3 separate regions of the Homo sapiens genome follow, and regions 1 and 2 are each linked to region 3. A link is a loop called in an ENCODE intact Hi-C map of the cell type or tissue named here. Cell type or tissue: B cell. All regions are shown on one strand.

Region 1 (5,000 bases), 210 kb after region 3:
CCGCGCCCAGCACCACATTATCTTGTTAATAATGAATTGTAAGCCTCTGGAAGCTTTTCCTCTTTCCTCCCTTTCTTCATTCTTTAATGTTTTTCTCGCTGAAAGAGCACTGAAAAGGATAGCTAAAATATAGTGCCGGAGCTCAAGGATCTCACAGTCTAATGGAGGAGAGAAATACCAGAGAAGGAGCAATTCGTGTCAGGGATGGGGGATCTGGTTGGGCTTCACAAAAGATGAAATAATTTGGGTCTGTGTCCCCACCAAATCTCATGTTGAATTGTAATCCCCAATGTTGGAGGTGGGCCGTGGTGGGAAGTGTTTGGGTCGTGGGGTTGGATCCCTCACAGTAGTGAGTTGTCATGAGATCTGGTTGTTTAAAAATGCGCCCCCCGCCGCCGCTCCCTCTCCCGCCATGTCAGTCGCCTGCTCCCCTTCGCCTTCCGCCATGATTGGAAGCCCCCGGAAGCCTCCCCAGAAGCTGTTGCCGGTGCTATGCGACCTGTACAGCCTGCAGAACCGTGAGCCAATTGAACCTTGTTTTCTATAAATTATGCAGTCTCAGGTATTTCTTCATAGCAATGAGAGAACAGACTAATATAGAAGACAACACCATGAGTTGGAGAAGAGCATTCCAGCTCACGCCATGGCCTCAGGGGCATCCTACTCTTGATTTTCTTTGATGTATACATGAAGGGGATGGTGGCAGAAACACTTTCAATGAATTTGTGCTCTTGGAGTCACCTTTACATCAATTCGAGGGGGAAATGCCGTGATTAAGCCATTCGCTAAGTAAAGCTGTCAAATAGCAGCTTCTGGTGCATGTAGACCAGGCAGTCACATTTGGTGATTTAGGGGCTGTGTGAAGACCCCGCGCCTACCGTTAAACAATCTATCCAAATCACTCCCATCTCTACAAATATACGACAGCTGCCACAGAAATCTCTTGTTTTCGCTCTGGAGGGAGAATGCCTCCAGTAACTGGTTTACTTATAGGGCCAGCTTATTAAACTTACAGTTTACTTATTTATTTTTATTTGTTTGTTTTGGTTTTTGTTTTGTTATTGTTGTTTTTTGAACTTACAGTATAAAAAACAGTAACTCAGACATTTGAATCCTGCCCCACCACTAATCAGCTTCTTGCCTTGGCCAATCCCAACCTGAGTCAGTACCCTTATTCGTACAATGGATTTAGTAACACCTGCTTTATGCAGTAATTACAAAGGTTAAAATAATCCATACCTGTTAAATAACTGGCCAGTGCTTGGCCAAAATAGAATCCCCAAATAGTTTGAATCTGTGTCACGAGACTCTGACAGCACAGGGCACTGATGCACAGAAAGGGTGTCATTGTGTCACTGAAGAGGTGTGATTGATGGGCGGGGTCTGGTGTTTATTTGCAGCACCAGAGAGGGGGCCTCCCACCGAGGAAGGAAATGCCAGAAATAAAGGGGCAATGAGGGGGCGTGAGGGTGAGGACATGACCCGCGTCACCAGGGCAGTCGTGGGCTGAAGCCTTTCTGTATGTCCTCCTGCCCCCCGGTCACCTGCAGCGAGTGAGACCTTCCAGGGCCACATGACATGAACCGTGGGAACAGCACCTTCACTAGGCTGTGCCTGACTTTCGAAGGGGTTTTCAGGAGAGCTTTGGACAAAGCGTGGAGGCACGAATTCTCAAAAAATCCAAATGAGGGCCCCAGAGCCACTGGCCTCCCCACTTTCTGCAGCAGGACCTGGGTGGACACTGGTGCCCACAGACCCCCCAGACAGGACACGAGGTGCCCCGCGAGGTGGAAATACATCTTCTTCCCGCCTCACAGTGCAGCAGAGAAGCACTGACTTTCTAGCTGCTTTAGCCACACACAATGGCACCTCTGTTCCTGTCCAGTGAGCTTGCTGCCTCCAGGGACACTGCCGGGGCCCATCGTGGCCATGCCGGGAACATGCAGTCCTTTGATAATCGCCCTTTATCCCGGCCTCTAAATCAAAGCGGCAAACATGCTGACAACAACTCCAGCAAACGCAACCGATGCTTTCAGGTCTGACCCTGAAACGGAGACCCACCTCCGTGGGGAGAAGCACACGCTTCTCTGGGCTGTAGGCTCGACGGAAACAGGAACTGCGGGCCCTGCACACAGCTGCGCTCGCCGGGGCAGCTCAGACTCACATCCCCAGGGGGATGCGAGTTATCCAGAACGGCGTTCCTGACCCCCAGAGGGGTGAGTCACCCCGGCCCGCCTTTCCACGTGCTGTGTGAAGCCTGTGGACAACTTCAGATGCCTTGTTGTTTTTTTATCGAGGTGAAATTCAAGTAACGTAAAATGAACCATTTAAAGTGAAAAATTCGGGCCGGGTGCAGTGGCTCACACCTGTAATCCCAGCACTTTGGGAGACCGAGGTGGGAGGATCGTTTGAGCCCAGGAGTTCGAGACCAGCCTGGACAACATAGTGAGACCCTGTCCCCGAAAAAAGAAAAACAAAATTAGCCGGGCATGGTAGTGTGCACCTGTGTTCCCAGCTACTCCGGAGGCTGAGGTGGGAGGATGGCTTAAGCCTGGTGGGGGTTGAGGCTGCAATGAGCTATGATTGTCCCACTGCACTCCCAGCCTGGGTGACAGAGAGAGGCCCTGTCTCAAAAAAAAACTAAAATAAATAAATAAATAAAAGGAATAATTCAGTGGCATTTAAAACATTCACTGTTCTGCAGGCACCACCGCTATCTAGCTCCAAAGTGTTCTCCTCACCCCAAATACAACCCCGCACCCATGTGCAGTCACTCTTCATTCTCCCCTCCCAGACTGTGACGGCAACGTGCCAGGGACTGTGCTCAGGGCAGAAGCACAGTGGTCAACACAGCGGTTGCAGTCCCTGCCAACATGGGGTCCAGTCTAACGTGACATCCAGATACAAAACAACTGGAAATGGCACGTGTTACAGGAGCCTATGACAGAAGTGCTAAGCAGGGGCCGGGCGCCGTGGCTCACGCCTGTAATCCCAACACTTTAGGAGGCCGAGGAGGGTCAGGGGTTCAAGACCAGCCTGGCCAACATGGTGAAACTCAGTCGGTACTAAAAATACAAAAATTAGCCAGGCGTGGTGGTGCACGCCTTTAATCCCAGCTACTCAGGAGGCTGAGGCAGGAGAATCACTTGAACCCAGGAGGCAGAGGTTGCAGTGAGCCGAGATTGTGCCACTGCACTCCAGCTTGGGTGACAAAGCGAGACTCCGTCTCAAAAAGAAAAAAAAAAACACTGCTGAGCGGGTCCAAGCTCAGAGTTCCCATACGATGCCCTGCTGAGGTGGGCTTGACGGTCATCCCCATTCTCCAGATGAACAAACTGGAATCTTGAGAGGTTAAATGCCCTGCTCAAGGTTAGACCACCAATAAATGGCAAAGTTGGGATTCAAACAAAGGTCCCTGTGACATCCACCAAGTTGCTTTCTGTCTCTATGGATTTAATTATCCCGTACATTTCATATCAATGGAATCACACAATATGTGACCTTTTGTGTCTGGCTTCTGTTATTTTAATATTGCAAAGGTTCATCCATGATGTAGCATACTTTAATGCTCGATTCCCTTTTTTTCTTTTTTTATCAGAGTCTCGCTCTGTCACCCAGGCTAGAGTGCAGTGGCGCGATCTTGGCTCACTGCAAGCTCCGCCTCCCGGGTTCACGCCATTCTTCTGCCTCAGCCTCCCGAGTAGCTGGGACTACAGGCGCCCGCCACCATGCCCGGCTAATTTTTTGTATTTTTAATAGAGACGGGGTTTCACTCTGTTAGCCAGGATGGCCTTGATCTCTGACCCCGTGATCCGGCCACCTCGGCCTCCCAAAGTGCTGGGATTACAGGTGTGAGCCACCGCGCCCAGCCTCGATTCCCTTTTATAACTGAATCCTATTTCATTGTATGGATGGACACACTTTGTTTCTTCGCTCATCTGCGGATGCACATTTGGCTTGTTTTCCTTTTGGTTTCTGTTGACAGTGTTGCTATGAACATTGGTGCACAGTATCTGTTTGAGTCCCTGCTTTTAATTCTTTAGGAGTGGGATGCTGGATCATAGGATGATTTTGTTTGTTTGTTTGTTTGTTTTGAGACAGGGTCTTGCTCTGTCCCCCAAGCTGGAGTGCAGCGGTGTGATCACGGTTCACTGCAGCCTTGACCTCCCGAGCTCTGGGGATCCTCTCACCTCAGCCCCACAAGTAGTTGGGACTGCAGGCATATGCCACCATGCCTGGCTAATTTTTTGTAATTTTTGTAGAAACAGGGTTTCATCATGTTGCCCAGGCTGGTCTCAAACTCCTGGGCTCTAGCCATCTGCCACCCCATCCTCTCAGTGCTGGGATTACAGGTGTGAGCCACTGCAGCCAGCCTGAGCATCTTTTCATGTGCTTGTTGGCCATTGGTATATCTTTTTTGAGAAATGTCCACTCAAGTTCTTTGCGCAGTTTTTAGTTGGATTGTTCGTTTTTTTGTTGTTGAGTTGTAAGAGCTTTTTTTTTTTGAGACGGAGTCACTCTGTGGCCCAGGCTGGAGTGTAGTGGCGTGATCTCAGCTCACTGCAACCTCCACCTCCTGGGGTCAAGTGATTCTCCTGCCTCAGCCTCCCGAGTAGCTGGGACTACAGGTGCCTACCACCACATCTGGCTAATTTTTTTGTATTTTTTTTTTTTCACCATGTCAGCCAGGTTGGTCTTGAACTCCTGACCTCAAGTGATCTGCCCGCCTCGGCCTCCCAAAGTGCTGGGATTACAGTGTGAGCCACTGCGCCTGGCCTGTAGGAGCTCTTTATATATGAATGAGCTCATAGGCTTCAGCTGTTTTTACCACATTCTGATTTTTCAAATGCTTCCCTCCTCCACTAGACAGGGAGTTCCTTAAGAGCAGGGCCTGGGCCTTTGTTAAACAAACAAACAAACAAACAACAACAACAACAAAAAACAGACCAGGCTCAGTGGCTCACGCCTGTAATCCCAGCATTTTGGGAAGCCAAGGTGGA
Region 2 (5,000 bases), 100 kb before region 3:
CCATCCTGTGTGCAACCACAATCCTCCCTCCCGGTCCCTGACTCCCTCTCCCCTCTCTTTTTTTTTTTAGATGGAGTCTCGCTCTGTCTCCCAGGCTGGCGTGCAGTGGCGCGATCTCAGCTCACTGCAACCTCACCTCCCAGGTTCAAGCAATTCTCCTGCCTCAGCCTCCTGAGTAGCTGGGATTACAGGCACCTGCCTCCACACCCAGCTAATTTTTGTATTTTCAGTAGAGACAGGGGTTTCACCATGTTGTACAGGCTGGTCTCGAACTCCTGACCCCAACTGATCCGCCTGCCTCGGCCTCCCAAAATGCTGGGATTAGAGGTGTGAGCCACCTCGCCCAGCCCCTCCCCCTCCTCTTTCCTGAGTTATTTTCTTCTTGGCATTCACATCCATTGACACATGCAGCGTTCACCTGCTCACCAACCCAGGGAGGTCACCATGACCTCCTACCAGCCACTCAAAGCATCTACCAAGGACCAAGCCACACAGGCTTACCCCATTCACATGTAAGCTCCATGGCCGAGGTTTGTCTGTTTTGTTCACTGCCGCAGCCTCTGCACTTACATCCGCCCCTGGCCTACTGGGCACTGCTGAAAGGACCGAAGAGCTTATGGAAGTGACTTCAGTTGCATCATAAATGAGGGTAGGCACCCGCAGGACAGGGCAGCCCATCGGCCTTTCAATTACATTTCTTGCTTTTCTCTGTTCTTATTTCTTTCTTTCTTTCTTTCTTTCTTTTTTCTGAGACAGAGTCTCGCTGTGTCTCCCAGGCTGGAGTGCAGTGGCATGATCTTGGCTCAATGCCTTCCAGTTCAAGCAATTCTCCTGCCTTAGCCTCCCGAGTAGCTGGGATTACAGACACCCACCACCATGCACAGCTAATTTTTTTGTATTTTTAGTAGAGATGGGGTTTCACCATGTTGATCAAGCTGGTCTCGAACTTCTGAGCTCAGGTGATCTGCCCACCTCAGCCTCCCAAAGTGCTGGGATTACAGGCGTGAGCCACCGTGCCCAGCCTCTTCTTCCTTTTTTTAAAGACAAGGTCTCTTTCTGTTGCCCGGGCTGGAGTGCAGCGGTACGATCAAGGCTCACTGCAGCCTCAACTTCCCAGGCTCAGGCAATCCTCCCACCTCAGCCTCCCAAGTAGCTGGCACTACAGGCACATGCCTCCACACCTAGCTAATTTTTTAATTTTTTATTTGTAGGGACAGGATCTCACTATGTTGCCCAGGCTGGTCTCACTCTCCTGGGCTCAAGCAATCCTCCCACCTCAGCCTCCCAAGTAGCTGGGGCTGCAGGTGTGTGCCACTGCACCTGGCATACATTTCTCGCTTTTCTACTGAATTTCCTCAGCTACCAGATCCGCAGCCCTCCTCTATTCATGGGTTCGGAATGTTCCTCGTGCAAACGTCCCAGAGAGATTTAGCCCTTGCAGGTGGCTAGTTATCGTGATGCCTTCCACCCTCCTACCAGACGCTTCCTCCCCTGCTGCCTGGCTTGGGGAGCCTCCATGGAGGCTCAGAGGCTCCACAGCAGTGTGGACGGGTAAAGCCTCCAGCAAGGCTTCTGCCTCACTTGGACCACCTAGAACTTGCCGCAGGACCTGAATCACACTGGAGACCGGCTGCAGGAACTGTTCCAGGCATCAGTTCCCACTGCAGAGCCTGGGAAGGGAGCTGTCCGGCTCCCCAGGCTCTGCAGTGGGAGGTGATGCCCGGAACAGGCATCTCAAAAGTGTGGGTCACCACCCATTAGTGGCCTTGAAATCAATTTACTGGAATAAGACCAGAATCTTTCTTAATGAAATGGAACAGACTAGAAAACATCAGCATGTACAGTATTGTCTGAGGTGAAGTATTGTTTCAGGACATTTTTTGTCTAGGCATCAAGGCAGAAACTATCAAATCAGAATTTCTGGGGCATCAGGTTTTTTTTTTTTTTAGCTCCCCAGTTAATTCTAATGTGAAGCCAGGAACAGGAGCTGCAGGAGGGCGGTTCTGTCCTTCCGAGAAACAAGGCGTCCCCACCACGGCTGTGAGCCAGTGCCTGCCGCCCGACAGCCACAGCACTGTGGCACTGAGGACCAGCTTTCCCTGAAGTCCGCCTGCATCAAACAGGTCTACCCCATGCCTAGGCAAGACCTTCCTCTTTCTCACTTCCTTTTGAAAGTCCACACTTCTCAGGGAGCGGGGAGGGTACCCTCCCGACTTCCCGTTTGCCCCTGCCTGCCTGATTGGATCTTTCTCCACTGCTGTGGCTGGACAAGCCTCTGGGACGACTTCAGCAGCCTCAGGAGAGGACTTCCAGAATCTGATCGCCAGGGGTCAGTATCTCAAGCAGACAGTCACGACAGCAGACCAACTCCACCCTAAGAAAGCACAGTTGTCAGTCACCCCTCAAACAGAGGTAGCACCCCAGTGTCCTCACCAATGCAAGGGGCCACAGCCTCTGGGAAATCTGCTTCTTGCTTCTCTGGCCGAGGACTGGGGCATACAGGACCTCACTTTCTGACAAGTGAGTGTTGAAGCCCAGGCCAGGGGGAAGTGTGTTTTTGAACTGTCATGTCAGAGCACCTTCCGGAGCTACAGCTGGAAAGGCTGCTTGCGGAAGTGCCAGGACGACCAAACCCCGCTGCTCTTCAGACACCTTGTGGCTGCCCCAACCAGAACCTTGGATGCTCCTGGGGCCACGCCCCCTAGCTCAGACCCGCACACAAGATACCACCAAGACTCATACACACTGCCAGTGGGGAGCTACGGTAAGTGGGATGGTGTTCCACAGACTGGGGCTCCCTCCCTGTGTCCGTCTCCCTGCTGTCCTGGTCCACCGTCTCAACCGCCCAGCTGGAAATCTTGGAACTCTTCCCCTGCCGTCATGAATGATAGGCAATTTTTGCTTTTTGTTGTTGTTGTTCTGAGACTGAGTTTGGCTCTGTCGCCCAGGCCAGGGTGCAGTGGCAGGATCTTGGCTCACTGCAATCTCCGCCCCCCCAGGTTCAAGCGGTTCTCCTGCCTCAGCCTCCGGAATAGCTGAAATTACAGGTGCCCGCCACCATACCTGGCTAATTGTTCATACTTTTAGTAGAGACGGGGTTTCACCATGTTGGTCAGGCTGGTCTCAAACTCCTGACGTCAAGTGATCCACTCGCCTCGGCCTCCCGAAGAGCTGGGATTACAGGCGTGAGCCACCACGCACAGCCTGGGTATTGTCTTTATTTTAAATTACGCATGGGGAAATGCCATCATCTTTCAGCATTTAGGGTTTATAAGGATTTATTATTATTGTTATTTTTGAGACAGTCTCGCTCTGTCGCCCCGGCTGGAGTGCAGTGGCCACGATTTCAGCTCACCACAACCTCCGCCTCCTAGGTTCAAGTGATTCTCGTGCCTCAGTCTCCTGAGTAGCTGGGATTACAGGCGCCCACCACCACGCCCAGTTAATTTTTGTATTTTTAGTAGAGACAGGGTTTCACCATGTTGGTCAGGCTGGTCTCGAACGCCTGGTCTGAAGTAATCCTCTGACCTTACTCAGCCGTCCAACGTGCTGGGTTACAGGCATGAGCCACCGTGCCTGGCCTATAAGGATCTTAATGTGGCTCTGCAACTACTCATTCCAAAAGAAAATGACAGATTAACCAAGTAGAAGAATTTATGAAACACTTGCTACCACCAGGTCCAATATAAGCATGAGGTATAGACCGTAACTCAAATAGCTCTCCAAGTTACCATGCAGAAAGCATTCTGAGAACAAATGAGTGTTCCGGTCTGGTTATGGGACAAGATATGCCTGCAAGAGGTGCTATGTGCATAGAATCAATGGAAAAGGTGACAGAAAAGGCATGAACTTAAAAGGCGTGAAGAGACATCCAAACCCCAAGTTTATTGCAGCGCTATTCACAACGGCCAAGACATGGAATCAACCTAGGTGTCCAACAACAGATGAATGGATACAGAAAATGTACATATACAACATGGAATACTACTCAGCCATAAAAAAGAGTGAAATCCTTGGGATGGAACTGGAGGATATTATAGTAAGGTCACACAGTGCATTTTGAGAGCTTGTTTGGAGGTTCTAGCAGGGGAGTGCAGCTACTCGTGTACCCTTGACTGAAGATGAGTCCTCCTCTATTGGGGATGGTCATCCTCTTGGACCGAGCACACAGCTTTGGGAGGGACGCACATGGAGTGGTGAGGGAGGAAGGGGACACCCACCTAGCCAGCCAGATCAGCCAAATCAACCCTGACGATTACTGGGGTGACAGATGTCACAGCCAGATTGCCCTCACATCCCACACAGTGCATTTTGTATCTTTTTTTTTTTTTTTTGAGAGGGAGTCTCACTCTGTCGCCCAGGCTGGAGTGCAGTGGCACGATCTCGGCTCACTGCAACCTCTGCCTCCTGGGTTCAAGTGATTCTCCTGCCTCAGCTCCCCAGGTAGCTGGAATTACAGGCGCCCACCCCCACCCCTGGCTAATTTTTGGATTTTTAGTAGAGACAGGGTTTCACCATGTTGGCCAGCCTGGTCTCGAACTCCTGACCTCAGGTGATCCACCCGCCTTGGCCTCCCAAGTGCTGGGATTATAGGCATGAGCCACCGCACCCGGCCTTATTGTTATTTATTATTAGAACTTTCACCTGCTATTCCCTTGTCCCTCTGAAGGTGGAACGTACAAAAATCCTTGGAACACTGCTGTCTGAAGACATTGTTATAGGATTCTAGACTTGAAAAGGACCTCAACGATTTATTCAAGACCACAGTCTCTTAGAGCCACGCCTCCATCACCTGAGATGAGTCACCGTCTACACCATCTGTCTTATTTATTTCTCTTTAGAGAGACAGGGTCTTGCTCTGTCACTCAGGCTGGAGTGCAGTGGTGTGATCGTAGCTCACTGCAGCCTTGAACTCCTGGGCTCAAGCAATCCTCCCATCTCAGACTCCAGAGTAGCTGGGACTACAAGTTCACGCCACCACCCCCAGCTGATTTTTAATT
Region 3 (5,000 bases):
AAAGACAAAGGTGCCATGTGAGCAGGGAAGTTATTTTTGTTTTTTACAAAGGTGAAGTAATAGGCTGTGAGTAATGCCCACTGCTCCTTCAGCCCCAGGTACATGCAGTGAGGCGGTACCCACAGAGCCGCGTGGCACTCCTCAACCTGCTAGAGCAGCCGGCCTCCTGCAGGATGGCTTAAGGACCACCTGGTCCTTGGGGTCTGGGTTCTCCGGGTCCTGCTGTTCCCTGCAGCCTTCCTTCTACCCCCAGAGCAGCTTGGGGGCATCTTTAGAGAAAGCGGCAGTGTCGCACCTGCCCCAGCAGCCACAAAACAGAGGAAATTCTGAGCACCTCCGGGCGTGAGTCACCATACCACATTCAGGAATTGCCACCTCTGCCCACAGAATCACCCACTCTTTTCTGTTTGGGACCAAAATAGATACCTCCTTCAGAAGCCGCTGCTTTCTGTACTCTCAGCAATAAAAAAACAAAGGCTAGGATAGGTGTGTGCCTCTGAGGCGTGAGGGGGGGCGCGTTTTCTCCCCTGGGAAGGTTTTCAGAGAGAAGTTGTTGCTACAGCAGTACAGGCAGCTGATGGGTTGAGGGTACAGGAGGAAGAGGGAAAGTCAGGGAGATTGGAGACAACCTCTTGTGTGGTAGGACTTCCGGCTATTGGTTTGTTCATTCCTTTGTTCATTCATTCATTCAGCAAATGTTCATTGAGGAACTGCTATGTGTCAGGCACAGGGTTTGAGACACAGAGATGAATAAGAGCCCATCCTTGACCTCTGCACAGACAATTATGACACAGGCTAAGTGCTGAGATACAAGTTTAAAGAAGGAGTCGATGGAACACACAGATCGATGTTCATTACCCCTGCAAAACCCAGCACATCTCACATCAGGGACTGCCTCATTCACATCATGTTAGATGTGACAGAGAGGACAGCAGAGAGCGTTGTTTTGTCATCAACTACTAAAATTATTAAAACCAAACACCACTAATTTTGAACTTCAGGTAGACAGAGGATGTAGAGTTTTCCTTTGCTCAAGAAATTCCTTTACAGAGAAAATGGGAACATTTCAAGTGGGAGTATTTCAATTCCTTTAATAACAACCTGTTTTCTAGCTCCCACATTCCCCAAGTATTCTAGAAGCACCTTTCATAATGGACAGCTCTGACCAACTGCCCCACACACATGCATGTGAACCGTTCTCCAATCCTAAAAGTCTGTGACTTCTCCAAGGAAAGGAGGAAGGAATCGTATTAGTCCAGTTTACATTATTATATACTTTGTAGCAAAGCAGCAATGTTTCCTTAAAAAATTCTATATATATATATATATATATATATAGCTGGGCATGATGGCTCACGTCTGTAATCCCAGCACTTTGGGAGGCTGAGGCGGGCAGATCACCTGAGGTCAGGAGTTCGAGAACAGCTGACCAACATGGTGAAACCCCGTCTCTACTAAAAATACAAAAGTTAGCCAGGTGTGGTGGCACATGCCTGTAATCCCAGCTACTCAGGGAGGCTGAGGCAGGAGAATCCCCTGAACCTGGAGGCTGAGGTTGCAGTGAGCCGAGATTGAGCCACTGCACTCCAGCCTGGGTGACAGAGGGAAACTCCGTCTCAAAAAAAAAAAGAAAAAAAATATATATATATATATATATATATTTGTGTGTATTTTCTCCTCATGAAATGAGCTCCTTGAAGCAAATCGGCCCATCTTTTCAGAGAAAGATCAGTTTATTACGTCACCAAGTAAAGGGCAAAGGAATCATTTCTAAAAGTTTCGTTTGAAGTCCCCGGAGTTAAAGTTGACGTCAGCCTCTTCCTGCCCTGGTGCCCCGAGAGTTTCCCGGGAGTTTTGGGGATGACACCCGGCTGCATGCGTGACATCTCGCTGGCTGGGGGCAGGCCTGGTGGCTTCCCCGACAATGAAACCAGGCAGAGCCTGCAACCCAGCTGAGCACCAGTGTGGTCTCTGCTTCCGGTCCTTGTGGTAGCACCTCTGTTTACAGCCTGATTTAGAACAAAAAGAACTTTTGTAAAGGAGAAAACTCCTTATATTAAATGGAAAGCAAAACAAACAATTACCAAAAAAAAAAAAAAGTTGGAGGGGTGTTTCAGAATAAAAGAGCCGTCTCTCCAGACATCTGTCTGACGCCCAGGTGGCGCTGAGACCACAGGGTGAGCCTTTTGGCTGGAGATGTTGATCCCTGGTTTACTGCACTTCGGGCTTTCACTACCTTTCACCCACCGGACCATCAGTTTCACTTTCCCTCTCCCAGCGTCTCTCAAGCTCTGCTTCTCTGGCCCCGTTTTCAATCTAGTGCAAGAGGACCTGTAGCCAGGGCACCCATCCTCCTCCTCCTCGTCCTGCACTGGGATCCCAGCTCTGAGCACTCCCGGGCCAGGGAGGCCTTGCTGCGTGCTCTGCTTCTGTGATCTTACAGATTCCTCATGGCCACCATAGGAGATGGGGACTGTTAGCACTATTCCCCCACCCCAACCACCTTTTTTTTGAGACAGAGTCTCACTCTGTTGCCCAGACTGGAGTGCAGTGGTATGATCTCGGCTCACTGCAACCTCTGCCTCCCGGGTTCAAGAGATTCTCATGCCTCAGCCTCCCCAGTAGCTGGGATTACAGGCATGCCCCATCGCCATGCCTGACTAATTTTTGTATTTTTAGTAGAGACAGGTTAGTAGAGACCATGTTGGCCAGGCTGGTCTCAAACTCCTGACCTCAATTGATCCACCAGTCTCAGCCTCCCAAAGTGCTGGGATTACAGGCTTGAGCCACCACGCCCTGCCACCATTCCCATTTTACGGATGAGGAAACTGAGACCATGAGGCAGTAATTCACTCTCCCAAGAAAGCAAGGAGCCAGTAGATCTGAGCAGAACCCATGCATTCAGGCCGACACAGGAAGCAAGCTGTCAACAGGCACTGTTCATCTCCTGGGCTGCCTAGGCAGGCCCTGAAGCTCTGGTTTTCAGTCACCCTGTTATTCATCCCCAAGTTAATCTCCCCTGAAAGCACCTGTCGTGATGCCCTTTCGGCTGCAAGAGCTCCAGTCATTTCCATTGCCTCAGGGGCACTTTGCTACCTCCTCTGCCTGGCACACAACATGCTCCCCAGCCAAGACTGTTCCCTCAGCACATAGCACGCCTTGGCCAGCAGGTCTCCTCCTGTCCTTCAAAGGGAACCTCCTCATTTGTGATTTCAAAGCTGGACTCCCAGGAACACCCTCCTCCCTTACTGGAACAATCTTCCCCATCTTGTCTGCCTACCGGAATTTTTCCCAACCAGAAAAGCGTCTTGAGAGAATGGAAAAGTCTTATGAATTTGGAAAGTTGACAGCTTGAATTCAAATCCTAGCTTGAACTTGTGAATTTCTACTTTCCTTTACGAAAACCTTTGCATGCCATTCTGTGCAGGCACTAGCAAGGTGGTGGGAGGGAGATGGATACAGTAGGGTGAGTGCCGTGTAAAGAAAAGGGAGCAAAGTCTGGGACTGCAGAGAAATGCCACAAAGCACAGACAGAAGAGTCCCGGAGGCTTCCCAGAGAAAGATGACAGCCAATGGGAGACCTCCAGGGAAAGCAGGAGTTAAGAAGGTAGAAATGCATTAGGGAAGTGTGGCATGAGCATGATGGTCAATTTCAATGTGTCCACTTGCCTGGGCTAAGGGATGCCCAGATAGCTGGCTAAACAGTCTCTCTGGGGGTGTCTGTGAGGGTATTTCCAGGAGACACTAGCATTTGAATTGAATAGACTGGGTAAATTTCTTGTTGGTAGACTGAGTAAAGAAAATCACCCTCACCAGTGTGGTGGGGATCATCCAACCATAGAGGACCAGAATAGAACAAGAAGGCAGAGGAAGGTTGCATTCTCTCTGTTCAAGCTGGGACATCCGTCGTCTGCTCTTGGACATTTGCACTCCTGGTTCTCCAGCTTTTGGACTCTGGGACTTACAGCAGGGCCCCTCTGCTCCTCAGGCCTTCAGTCTTAGACTGAGCCACACCACCAGCTTTCCTAGTTATCCAGCTCCAGCTGGCATATTGTGGGACTTCTCAGCCTCCATAATTGAGTGAGCCAACTCCCATTATAAATATTCTCTTATTTATCTACATACATCCTATTGGTTTTGTTTCTCTAGAGAAATTCTGTTTCCCTGAATAATACAATGACCAAGGCCCAAGACAAAACACATGGTGAGCTCCAAGAGCCACGCAGAGTCCCGCAAGGCAGGAGAGCTCAGGCACATAGTGGAAGCAGAGATTTTGAAGTTGGGCATGAGCTGTGTCTTGGAGTCTCCCCATGTCACTGGGCTTAAACTGTGTCCTGGAAGGAACAGAACATCCCAGAGGGGTCTCAGTCAGGGCATGGCTTGTACTTTGGAGAGACAGCATTGGGTTTATGTGAAGAATGAAGGAAGAAGAGAAAGCACTGGGTTTATGTGAAGAATGAAGGGAAGCAGAAAGGCAAACCCATAGGGCATTGAGTAACCTCCATGGAAGTCCATGAGGGTAGGGTTTTAACCTCGGTGGGCCTCAGCTTCTGTTCGTATAAAATGGGAATAACACAGACCCTGCTGGGTGCTGTAAGGCTACATAAGCTAGCCTGCCTAGAGTGACCAGAGCACACAGTAGGTGCTCACTAAATGTGACTTGCTGGGCTTCTAGTCTGCATGGCCAAAGGCCCTTCCCTCGGACCTTTCCGTGTGGATGCCTCACAGGCTGCTCAGTCTACACATCCAGAACTGTCCTCCCTCCCTGGAACCTACTCTTTCTCCTCTCTTTGCTATCTCAATGAATGGCACCCCATCCTCCCCATCGCCCAGGAAATCTGGGCAAAATCCTCATTTCTTCCTTGCTGTCCTCCATGCACCTAATAATCCAGCCTCAATTTTTGGCAATTCCAACTTCTAAAATCTCTTAACGCCAGCAACCCCTCTTCTTGCTTACTTATCACCACCCACCTCAGGACTCCCATGACAGCCTTCCTGTG

The links. Peaks named below come from ENCODE experiments on the same cell type or tissue, not always from the same donor. Only the 100,000 strongest peaks of a DNase experiment are listed, where the experiment ranks them.
Region 1: it touches region 3 in a loop (9-fold over the local background); 2 of 110 quality-filtered maps call a loop at or near these places.
Region 2: a loop joins it to region 3, with 3 times the contacts of the local background. A loop is called at or near these places in 2 of 110 quality-filtered maps.

The regions. Positions count from the first base shown.
Region 1 is chr10:5,837,585-5,842,584 of GRCh38, reverse strand. No RefSeq gene overlaps it. Among named protein-coding and RNA genes, the nearest start is that of TRV-TAC3-1, 14 kb to the left of the region's middle. RefSeq lists enhancers at 1,542-1,591, 1,872-2,051, 2,262-2,561. In B cell, no CTCF peak of the experiment used is centred here; DNase peaks (open chromatin) are centred at 1,514, 2,114 and 3,954; H3K4me3 peaks cover 1,861 bases; H3K27ac peaks cover 4,002 bases.
Region 2 is chr10:6,148,921-6,153,920 of GRCh38, reverse strand. MIR3155A (microRNA 3155a) reads right to left here and starts at 1,725; the gene lies at 1,644-1,725. It overlaps MIR3155B (microRNA 3155b), which reads left to right and starts at 1,659; the gene lies at 1,659-1,714. It also overlaps a transcript of PFKFB3 not described here and the pseudogene RN7SKP78. RefSeq lists an enhancer at 2,306-2,355. In B cell, CTCF peaks have their summits at 2,119 and 2,323 (motif pointing right); DNase peaks (open chromatin) are centred at 2,470 and 2,580; H3K4me3 peaks cover 1,299 bases; H3K27ac peaks cover 1,365 bases.
Region 3 is chr10:6,048,156-6,053,155 of GRCh38, reverse strand. The region is part of intron 1 of IL2RA (interleukin 2 receptor subunit alpha); the gene reads left to right. Among named protein-coding and RNA genes, the nearest start is that of IL2RA, 12 kb to the left of the region's middle. RefSeq lists a cis regulatory region at 130-630 and enhancers at 1,652-1,921, 2,012-2,141, 2,152-2,531. In B cell, CTCF peaks have their summits at 1,939 and 2,140; DNase peaks (open chromatin) are centred at 425, 1,488, 1,895 and 2,205; H3K4me3 peaks cover 2,483 bases; H3K27ac peaks cover 5,000 bases.